Linked DNA regions of Homo sapiens: region 2 is linked to region 1. Evidence: chromatin contacts called from ENCODE Hi-C or POLR2A ChIA-PET data. All regions are on one chromosome and are shown on one strand. Each heading gives the region's core, a stretch centred on a gene start or an enhancer-like site at or near the end of the contact. The rest is flanking DNA. Distances are from core to core; before and after follow the strand shown. Region 1 overlaps CDON (cell adhesion associated, oncogene regulated). Region 2 has its middle 29 kb from the start of CDON.

Region 1 (5,743 bases), core at 1,968-4,467:
GAACCTATGAGGGGTGCAAAGATATACCAAACTAAAGGAAACTGCTCAACTAAGAAGGGCACGAACATAATTATCTCCAGAATAAAGAAAAAAGTCTTAAATGCAATAAGAGAGTAAAAAGTATTGAAAGAGTTCAAAGCAGAGGAATTCATCTTTTATTCAGTAAATACTTGGTGCATGCTTACTATATACCAGGCACTGAGCTATCCTGGAAACTCAACCATGAATAAAAGAGACACAGTGTCTGCCCACATGAGGCTTACAACCAGGTGAGGACATGTGACAAGTAAGGAAGCAATTAAAATACAGACTCGTCTAACATGGGAATGGCTCAGATAGCAACTTTTTGCAATAATGGCTCTTAGAAAGTTATTTCACTTTTTTTAAAATACAGCTTCGTTTTATTCAGTACAACTTTTCCAATCAGAAACTAAAGAAAACACTCTAAAAAGTGATATTATAGCTTCAGGCAAAGCTGCACACACCAATTTATATAATACCACAGTTTTTAGACTTTACACCACGTCACGTAGAAAAAAGTGAATTGCTTGCTGTGTTTGGATGACCTCAAACATTGTGCTTTGTGTTCAGATGCCAACTGAGGGGGAGGACAGTGGGCATTCTCCTGATCTTCTGTGAGATTCCACTAATTAGTGAGATTCTACTAATCTTCTGTCTGCAGTGTGTGTGCACCATTTCCGCGAGTTGTGAAACACTCTTGTGTTGAGCTTTTGTTTTGCCATAAGGTGATTTTAAGTGCTTTTATTTTCTAAGTGCAGTTTGAATGCGAGGTAACTACGAGCCTTAAGATGACTTCCAGTGTCCAAAAATCCATTTCCTGACTCTACACCACCCGTGAAGGAATTGCTCACCATTCCTCTTTCACCAGCCTCAAGGCTTCTCTTCCTCCTTTGACAAGCATAATAAACTCAGTGCATTTTATTTAAGAACAAACTGGATTTATTTACTTTTAAAGTATCTTTTACCATCTCTACAAATGTGCTTTCACTGCTCCATTGACATGTTTTTCTATCTGTGAAATCTGGCTATCTTGGATTGGGACAGAACATATCATGACTCTTTCCATGAAAAGCAATAGACATGCTTTACACTAAAAGGCAGAATTTTTAGGAAATAAAGGTTTTCAGAGATTAAAGCAGTTACATGAGAAAGGGACAGGTAAGCAACAGAATAAAGCAAATACAGGTGCTCCAGGAAAAAGAGAAGGCTCACTTAACCTAGATTTGTACTTGGAGAGGTGAAGACTTCTCAGAGGAAACAACTGACTAGGTGAAATCAGAGGGATACGTTTGGGGGATGGAGTAGAGGAAGGGAGGAAGAGAAGGAAGGAAGTATCTCAAGCAGAAGGAACAGTGTGTTTGTAGAATCAGAGTAAGGATGTCTGGGCTGGAAAATACAGTAAGAAGAGAAGGATAAGACACAGTGAGGGGAAAGCAACATAAATGAGCAGAAACAAGAGTGTAAAGAACAATATAAATCATATTAAAGTGTTTGGCTTTTATTCTGAGAGGAGGGTGTCAAAGGCTTTTAAGCAGGCAAGGACATGATCAGTCCCGTACCTTTGAAAAATCGCTGACACTGCAATGTGGAAAACAGTTGAGGATAAGAGAAGTTAGAAGGCTATGGTGAGAGATACGGGGACCTGTACTGGAGAAATATCACGGGATAAATTTGAAAGGTTTTTCAAAAATTTTTAAGACACGGTCATATTTAAAAGACGTAAGAGGCCAGGAGCGGTGGCATACACCTATAATCCCAGCACTTTGGGAGGCCAAGGTGGGTGGATCACTTGAGCACAGAAATTCCAAGACCAGCCTGGGCAACATAGGGAGATCCCATCTCTACCAAAAATACAAAAATTATCCAGGTGTGGTGGTGCACACCTGTAGTCCCAGCTACTTGGGAGGATGAGGTGGGAGGATCCCTGGAGCCCAGGAGGTTGAGGCTGCAGTGAGCTATGATCGCACCACTGTACTCCTAGCCTGGGTGACAGAGTGAGGCCCTGTGATCAACAGGACTTTGATAATGAATGAGTTGGACTGGAAAAGAATAGACCACTAGGACCTAGGACATCTTTGGAATCCATTCATCTGTCCACTGCTCTATTTCCCCACTGCTGTGACTGTAAATAAGGAATCGAGGCTGCTGTCCAGACTTCTGACTCAGACAAGTGAGTGAGTGGATGATGTGCATTTACTGAGATGGGAGCAGCAGGGTCTTCTGTGGTCTGCTGCTGCTGTTTGAGGTGGTAGAGGGAATGGAGAGCGTCTGAAGGTGTGGAGATAACAAGAGGAGCTGGAGGTAAGTGGGGTTCTAAGGAAGGTTGGGCAGGCAAGCAGAAAGAAGCCTGAAGCTCTTAAGAGATTTGGGTCGCAGATGACACTCTGGTGGGCAACAGCAGACACACGGAACTATGGCTCAGGCTGAATCCCAAAACTATCATGCTTGAAGGGACAGAAACTCCTCATTCAAAATAAACCACACTATCAATACTACTAATGAAAAAGTTTTAAAGCAAAAAAAAGGAAAAGACAGAAATGATATTCCAGGGATGGAGTCAAACAGTCAGACTTTAAAAATGAGTTTCTTAATGTGATTTAATTTCACATTTCACACTGTTATACCTTTCCAAGGTACTACAGTGTAGGGTAATCAGACACATTCCTTCATGCTTACTAAAGGCTTTGATTAGGGACGGTCTTCATGCTGTCCACAGGGGTTCTCCCAAAATGAGAGTAACAGCTGGCATACATCTTCCATGATTCTACAGGAGGAAAGGAGAGGCAAACAGAGTGCTACAAGTCTAGTCGCAACAAACATACTATCTAATAGCATGCTACTCTCTGGGGCGTATGGGGGTTCTTTTAGAAACTTAAGAATTTCTTAAAGCAGTCATGTGCAATTAACAATGATGTATCTTCTGACCTGCCGCATCACTCCCAGTCCATAGGAGGAACATATAAATCTCATCAAAGTAAAGTTGCAGGATCTCAGACACCAAGGCCCCCTGCCAATCACTGGGAGTGCTCTCTTCCTGCCAGGATGAAGCCCCTGGGTGTGAAATGCAGCTTTCCACAGTACTTACTTTATAAGCACTTATTAATGATCGTGCAATCATTCAGATCAACTTAAAAAAAAAAAAGTTCACACCTACAGACTTCGCAACCCTTCCCCCACTTCTCCCAAGTCTCAGTCGAGTCAGCCAAGCATACAAACGATCCTGCTGCCTGCGAAAGCATTTCCTTTCACCGTGGACTGCCAAAAGTAGAGGAAGAAAATGGAAGTGACTTGGAGTTATGGCACCAAAAAGGCCAAATGAGCAAAGAAATAATCAACTCCACATGAGCCTCTTCAGCTCCAACACAATGAAAAGGGCCCAGGACGAACCCCAGGAAAGGTCACTGAGATCAAGGGTCACACGCAGAAAAAGGCAACAGTGAGGGGCTGCCAGCTGCAACAGGAATCAATGTGGTCCTAATTACACCAAAGGAGAGGGGGCAAAAGCTCAGTTAGGTTCTATTCACAATATTTGTGTGTTTAAAAAAAAAAGTCAAGTGTTCCTGTTCCACTCTCTTTCTAAGAGACTATTTCTTCCTGCCACTAGAGCACAGGAAGCCAAGAATTGTGAAGATAATCCTGGCATCCACAGTGGGTTGTACAGGAGCATTATAAATATTTAAAAGCATAGCTGCATACAAATGGTGAAATTCTAAAAAGCAGCGTGAGAGAGATTATTAAAAAGACAAAATATAGAAAATTTCAAGGGGATTATTTTGCAAGTCCCATGGAGTCAACACTTCCACAAATCCAGCACTTGGTAGCTTTTCAAGTTTGTCACTGGAATTGGCTTTATGGGAAAAAATAACCGTTATGGTAACCACAAAACAAATGCTAAAAGCTAAGTTTGCTAAGAACTAGCTATTGCAAAGATGTAGACACACATTTGACTAACTTCTGCTGGAGGATGAGCAGGAGGAATATGGAAACATTTGAAAAAGTGCCCCATATAGGTGTTAGGTAATATAATTAACGTAGTTGTTAACAGGTCCAGCGCTTTGCTTAGACCCTACTGACTTATGCACTGGACTAACCTAAGTATAAGAGTTTCCCTGGCAGTTACAAAAGACTCACCCTCATGGGGTTTGGCTTAGATTCCATTTTAATAACAAGGAAAAAATCCTCAAGGAGAAACTCATTTCCATGAAGTACATTATTCAAATATACACAGTCAAGCATTGAAAAGGCAGATAAGAAAAAAACAAATCTTGGAAAAGGATCTTTGCTGCAAATAAACTTGAATCAACGCTGGCTGAACACTGGGTCTCTGCCACAATGACTTTTACATTATCTTACCGTCAAGTTACGAGTTTCCTAGAGACCTAGAACATATTAATACTAGTTTCCAAGTACCTTATTCCATCTTTAAACTTGGCCACATAAAATAATGGAAGAAATCTAGATTTCTTATCAGCCCCTGCTTTGTTCAAACTGGTAATGGGAATTAGGTCAGACACAGCTTCATCAAAGCTGTCATCCTACCATGGAAGAGAGGCTGTGCATTGATAAAGGGGTTCTTCAAGCACATTCATAAGCTGACATACAAGTCAATCACAGATTACTATGCAGTTAGTACATAATTGGCACCAATTGACTGACAAGTCTAAAATTAAGTAAAAACACAAATTGGCCTATGTCAGGAAAACCTGCACCCTTGAAAACTCAAAATCAGTGCCAGGCAGTTAAAACCAAAGTAACCATCAGGATACAATGCCCTGATGAAACTAGAAAATAGAAAAACAAATCAATTAGGATCACAATATCTTTGTAAACATAACACAACATAGCATGAAGTTTTAGTCCAAGCAGAAAAGCCCGAGAAGTGGCCTTTGGCATCAGGTCCGGCCTGACTATCAAAAATAAAGCAAAGTTTGTTGGAACAACTCTGCTAGGCCACACATGCACGAAGCGGCAGTGGCCAGATTGTAACACAACACTGGCAGGATGGTCAAAGAAATAATTCACAGACACTGATACAGAAAAGGTACATACACACACATATAAATACACACATATGTATACATACTACTAAAAAAACACAGCCGCAGATAGACCCAACCTGGAACCCAGATAAAACTTATTCCAATGATGCTTCTCTGTGCAAAACATAATCCCTTATTAATTATTTTTGGTATCAATGTATAAAGCAGGCATGAATATTCTCATTATGATTACATCTGATTTTTAAACACATATAGTCTTAACTCCAACATTATGACCCAATTTATTCATTAATGACTATTTCCAAAAAATCAATTTCCAAAAAATCAAGAACATCAAACACTTTCTTTAATGTACCACAAGCAATAAAGGTAATTTTAAAAGGACTCCAAATTTCTTGGCACAACAAGAGTAACAAGAGATTAAATATGCAGTTTCCCAAGGTAACTGGCTTCTTTAAAGAAACAATTCTCATGTATAAGTCTTGGCATAGTTCTTAAGGCTTTTGTATTATACTATACTCATATTTCATAGTCAAACAATAACAGACCCTATGTTTATAGAATACATTTCTACCTGTATATACCCTTGTAGGCCTCACTCTTCTTTGAAGGACTTGTCATTGTGGACTTCTGTGCACAACATGAGGGTTTCTTTTGTTTTTAGTGAGTTTTCTTAAAACGTACAACTTTACTCATGTTGTTTTTTTGAGACAGGGTCTCGC
Region 2 (5,743 bases), core at 2,146-4,645, 58 kb after region 1:
TATAGATTATAAAAATATTTTAAGATGAAATGTGAGAATTTGAAGGAATTTCATGCTCATGGCCAGCGACATCCGGCGTGAGTCTCAGGCTCTTGGGGCTGAGCAGAAGGTTCTCATTATTGGAGGGCAATTGATCCCGGAAAATGGCCACTTACAGTGAATCCACTAAAAACGGGAACCAAATATTTCATAGTAAATAATAGCGAGAAAAGTGTCTATTAGAATTTTATATTGCAAATTAAACCCCCAAAAATATGTAAAGCAAGCTGCTTACGGCAAAGAACCCCACCCTTCCTCAAATGACTTAGATTAAGACTTTACCTATGACAAGGCCAGTCACAGACCCTCCAGAGTCCCTTGCTCTGCCTCATCAATGATTAGCTAAGCTGCTTGTCTCCACGGATCAATTGGGACAAAATGCTTGTAACCAAACTTCATTGAAGAGTTTCTTTTTCAAGGCCCCTGGACTTTGGGCACCCTCAGCCTGAGCCAGCAAACAGCCCTTCCTGACAAGAGGCAGGCCTCTGGGTCAAACAGCCCCTGCCTCACTGCCTGACCCTGCTGCCCCATCACCCACCCCCTTCCCCACACCTGCTTCTTTCTAGCCTTGTTTACTCTTCCCTAGAAAGGAAAAAAATTCCTGTCTGCCTTATTCCTAAGAAGCTTTCAGAAGGATGGTCAGGGCCTTCTCCCTATTGCAATAGTCCCTTCCCCTCCCCCAGCCTTGCAATAATTCTCTTTGGATAAAAGTCTACTCTTACCAAGTCTGGATTTGTTTTTTATTCGACAAGAGTATAATTTATCATATAAAGAGTAGTTTTATATATAACTTGTATGTAGACTCTATTATATATAGTTATATATTTATTGTGTATTTGTTATATGTCTACTCTTTCAAATAGTAGTTATATATTTATATACTATGTTACATATTTTTAATATATAAGCAATTTTTTTTGAGAGATGATCTCCCTCTGTCACCCAGGCTGGAGGGTAGTGGCAATCGTAGCTTGCTGCAGCCTCTAATTCCTGGGCTCAATTGATCCGCCTGCTTCAGCCTTCTAAGTAGCTGGAACTACATGTGTGTGCCACCACGCCCAACTAATTTTTCTAATTTTTTGTAAAGACAGAGTCTCACTATGTTCCCTAGGTTGGTCTTGAATTCCTGGCCTCAAGCAGTACTCTTGTCTCGGCCTCCCAAAGTGCTGGGATTACAGGTGTGAGCCACCACGCCCAGCCTAAAGCTACTCTTTATGTGGTAAATTATATGTGTGTGTATAAATTCATTCAAGTTTCATGATAACCATATAATAAAGTCCATATTCTTGTTTTAGCTTTAATTTAAAAATAAGAAAGCAGTCTCAAGAAACACTTGCCCAATAGGTGAAGTAGGGATCTGAAACCAGATCTTCTGTCTTTAAATCCTGGCTTACTCTTGCTACACAATCACTGATTTTTTTTTTTTTTTTAGACAGAGTCTTGCTCTGTTGCCCAGGCTGGGGTGCAATGATGCGATCTTGGCTTACTGCAACCTCTGCCTCCTGGGTTCAAGAGATTCTCCCTACCTCAGCCTCCCGAGTAGCTGGGATTACCGGCACCTGCCACCACACCTGGCTAATTTTTTTTTGTATTTTTGTACAGACAGGGTTTCACCATGTTGGCCAGGCTGGTCTCAAACTTCTGACCTCAGATGATCCACCCGCCTCCGCCTCCCAAAGTGCTGGGATTACAGATGTGAGCCACCGTGCCTGGCCTCACTAATCTTTTCTGAAAGTGGACAAGACGCAAACACTAAGCTTCACACCATAAGGGAGAGTGCTTGCCTCTGGCCTTTCCCGTCTCTCAGGCCTGCCCTGATGTGCTTACTCACATGCACTGTGACGGTTGTTTTTGTTTGTTTGTTGCCCCAGTGTATGCAGCTGTGCTGGTAATTAAGAACATTCTGTGGTTACGATGGAGGACAATCCCATGTGACGCCTTTAGCACAGAGACCAGCATGGAGTCAACCCTCCATGCATACTAGTGTCAACACTGGGCACCATGCTGGATGTGTTATTGAAGTCACATTTGGCCTAGTTCCAAGTGGATGTGAGGTTTGACTTAGTTACTGCACTGGATCTCCCAACAGTTTAATGAGCCAGGTGGAAGTGAGGAACCAAGACCTGAGTGTTTATCCTTTGGTAGATTGGTCTGTGTTTCCAATAACCAGTAGTGACATGTGGTTACCACATATTAGAGACAAAAAGAATCCTGCAAGTTATGTACTATTATATTCATTTTTGCAGAAGAAAATAATAGAAATTAAATAATTTGCCCAACATACAGGAGAGCTCAGTCTACTAGACTCTTAGGCTCTCCCTCTTTTTTTCCTCCTCCTCCTCCTGTTCCTCCTTGTATCTTTTATCACATTCTCTTAATCAGAAATTTTCAAGCACATAGTTTAAAGACACCAAGAGTTCTGCAAGACTTGATAAGAAACGCAACAGCCCCCTCCATCACTCCCCCTCTCCCCACCAATTCTTGCTCCTCAGGAGTAACCTTCTCAACCCTTTCTTTTCTTTTCTTTTCTTTTCTTTTCTTTTCTTTTCTTTTCTTTTATGAGACAGAGTCTCCCTCTGTTGCTCAGGCTGTAGTGCAGTGACACGATCTCAGCTCACAGCAACCCGCCTCCCAAGTTCAAGTGATTCTCGTGCCTCAGCCTCCCAAGTAGCACGCGCCACCCCACCCGGCTGATTTTTTTTGTATTTTTAGTAGAGACGGGGTTTCACCATGTTGGCCAGGCTGGTCTTGAACTCCTGACCTCAAGTGATCCACTCACCTCAGCCTCCCAAAGTGCTAGGATTACAGGCGTGAGCCACCAGGCCCAGCCTTTTCTCAACTCTTTTGAACGGATTCTTTACTTTCTTTGCTAAATAGCAAGCTTATATCGCTACTGCTTAATTTTCCAATGTTAACCATTTCCTAGATTTTTCTTAAGTTAGGCCTTTGTCTATTTCTCGTTAGGAAAAGGGAGGATTTCAGGCCCGGCGCGGTGGCTCACGCCTGTAATCGCAGCACTTTGGGAGGCCGAGGGGGGCGGATCACGAGGTCAGGAGATCGAGACCATCCTGGCTAACACGGTGAAACCCCATCTCTACTAAAAATACAAAAAATTAGCCAGGCATGGTGGCGGGCGCCTGTAGTCCCAGCTACTGGGGAGGCTGAGGCAGGAGAATGGCGTGAGCCCAGGAGGTGGAGCTTGCAGTGAGCCGAGATTGCGCCACTGCACTCCAGCCTGGGCGACAGAGGGAGACCATCTCAAAAAAAAAAAAGGAAAGGGGAGGATTTCTTTCTCTCTCCGTTGCCAAAACATCCCGTTGCCACACACTGACGCACGCAGCTCCCGCCCCCACTCAGCTGGCCATTTCCCGAGTATAATTAGATCGTAATTTTCATTAGATCAACATTCAATATTTACTTTATCATGAATACATAAACGCTACCCACAGCCAAGTCGTGAGTGTACAATGATTATTTTCCCTCTGCGAAATTTTCCTCCTAGAGTTAAAAATCGTTTGGTTTTGTTTGTTTAGTTTTCTGTATATTTATTGCTGGTGTATTCCCAAACTCTCCCCAGATTGAGTAATCTCGTTTCAATTCCCTCAAATATTGAGATGACTTAGTCTATCTGCCTCGTTTTCTCCAGGAGATCATCCCTGGATCTTCTGGCTGGGCCAGTCTGCACTGGTTGTTCCCAGGGTCTGTTACAAAGCTGGTGGCTTGAGATCTCCCTTTACTATGTTATTGGAGCTTCCCGTTCCCTTGTTTCGGGGTCCTCTTTGTGCTGGGTGACATGTCTTCCTTCTTGGTGGAGCATATCCTTTGCAGTGGAATCCTGAGACAGTGCATGACAGACAAAATATGGACACATGGCACATATCTGAAAATGTCTCCATTCTGCCCTCACATTTGATTGGGAGTTTAGGTGAGTAGAAAATTCTACCTCGGAAGTAGCTGGCCTTTCTCCATTGTCTTCTAGCTTCCAGTGCTATTCTGATTCCTTGGTATGAAACTTGTTTATTTTCTCCGGAACCTTGTAGGATCCTCTCTTTGTTGCTAATATGCTGAAATGTCATAATTTACTTTCTTTGGGTGTTGGTTTTCTTCATTGATTATTCTGGGCACTTAATGGGCTCTTTCATTCTGGAAACTCACGTCTAAGACTAGGAAAATGTTCATGAATTATACCTTTGATCAGTTGATTTTTTAGATATATTTTTTAAAAATAGAGACAGGGTCTCACTATGTTGCCCAGGCTGGTCTCAAACTCCTGGACTCAAGTAATCCTCCCCTCTTGGCCTCCCAAAGTGCTGGGATTACAGGTATGAGCCACTTTGCTTGGCTGATTGATTGAATTGTATTTATTTTTATTTTTTTAGAGATGAAGTCTCACTCTGTCACTAAGGCTAGGGTGCAGTGGCATGATCATAGCTCACAGCAGCCTCAAACTCCTAGGCTCAAGCGATCCTCCTTCCTCATCCTCCCAAGTAGCTAGGACACCAGGCATCCATCACCATGCCTAGATAATTTATTTTTTATTTTTTTAGAGATGGGGTCTTGCTATATTAAGCAGGCTGATCTCGAACTCCTGGCCTCAAGTGATCCTCCCACCTTGGCCTCCTAAAGTGCTGGGATTCCAGGTGTGAGCTGCCATGTTCAGCCTAATTTACTTTTTTAACCTCTATTTTCTCTATTATCTCTTTTTGGAATTCCTGTAATTTGAATATTTTCTTGAATGCATCTTATAATTCTCTTTTTTCTTCTCTCCTAACTCTTACCTCTACTTTCTGATTAATTTCCTCCACTTATTTTTCAATCATCTATTGATTGTTAAAACTTTATCCTATCATATTTAGTTTCCAAGAGTTCTTTTTTGTTCCCCAGTAATTCCATTCTTTTTTTTTGAGACAGGGTCTCACTCTGCTGCCCAGGCTGGAGTCCAGTGGTATGATCACAGCCCACTGCAGCCTCAACCTCCCGGGCTCAAGAAATCCTCCTGCTTCAGCCCTCCAAGTAACTGGGACTACAGGCACGCAGCACCATGTCCAGCTAATTTTTGTATTTTTTCATAGCGATGGGTCTTCACCATGTTGCCCAGGCTGGTCTCAAAATTCTGGGCTCAAGTGATCCATCTTGGCTTCCCAAAGTGCTTTGATTATAAGTGTGAGCCACCATGCCTGGCCAATATTTTTTTTATTAGCGTCCCATTCTTGATTTTGTAGATGCAATATTACAACTTTCTAAGTACATAAGAGTTTTCTTCCCCATGCATAGTCTTTGTTTTCTCCAAGATTTGTTGTCTTCTGTTTGTTTGTTCGGCCTTTTGCTGGTAGAAGCTTTTTTCAAACGCCTGGTGCTTCTTAGTGACTGCTTATGAACAGGGTACCAAACAGCTGTGTGGTAGTACTTACCACTGGATGGGCAGAGCTTGCCAAGTGTAGATTTCACTGCAGGTAATCTAGCTGGGCCATTCCCTTGGGAAACTCTTGATGTCATTTGACAAAGTTTCTCTGGGAAACTTTATCTCCTGTTAGAGAATATAAGCCTAACTTTTACCATTCAGTGGAAGAAGGCTGGTGGTCTAAACTGGCATTTAACTTCCATGTCTTCATGTGTCGCAAATTGTGCCTCCTGTCCCATTGAAACTGTTGAAACTATTTTATCATCTCTAGAGAACAGAGGTCTAGCCTTTGGTAGGATGGAA

What was found. Hi-C counts contacts between places; a loop is a spot of excess contacts on that map. ChIA-PET counts read pairs that join two places held with the same protein, here RNA polymerase II (POLR2A). Pooled maps may share reads with other maps.
Region 2: a loop to region 1 is called in a map of posterior cingulate gyrus, with 3 times the contacts of the local background. The contact joins two enhancer-like sites. A Hi-C loop is called at or near these places in 1 of 168 maps with a recorded cell type or tissue (posterior cingulate gyrus) and 1 of 50 pooled maps. POLR2A ChIA-PET finds 5 or more read pairs at or near these places in 2 of 52 experiments (OCI-LY7 and activated naive CD4-positive, alpha-beta T cell).

The regions. Positions count from the first base shown.
Region 1 is chr11:126,030,979-126,036,721 of GRCh38, forward strand. The region is part of intron 1 of CDON (cell adhesion associated, oncogene regulated); the gene reads right to left. Among named protein-coding and RNA genes, the nearest start is that of CDON, 29 kb to the right of the region's middle. Within about 2 kb of position 3,218, at least 2 of the 41 ENCODE cell types and tissues checked have a DNase peak (open chromatin) inside an H3K27ac peak, as active enhancers do.
Region 2 is chr11:126,088,699-126,094,441 of GRCh38, forward strand. No RefSeq gene overlaps it. Among named protein-coding and RNA genes, the nearest start is that of CDON, 29 kb to the left of the region's middle. Within about 2 kb of position 3,396, at least 9 of the 41 ENCODE cell types and tissues checked have a DNase peak (open chromatin) inside an H3K27ac peak, as active enhancers do.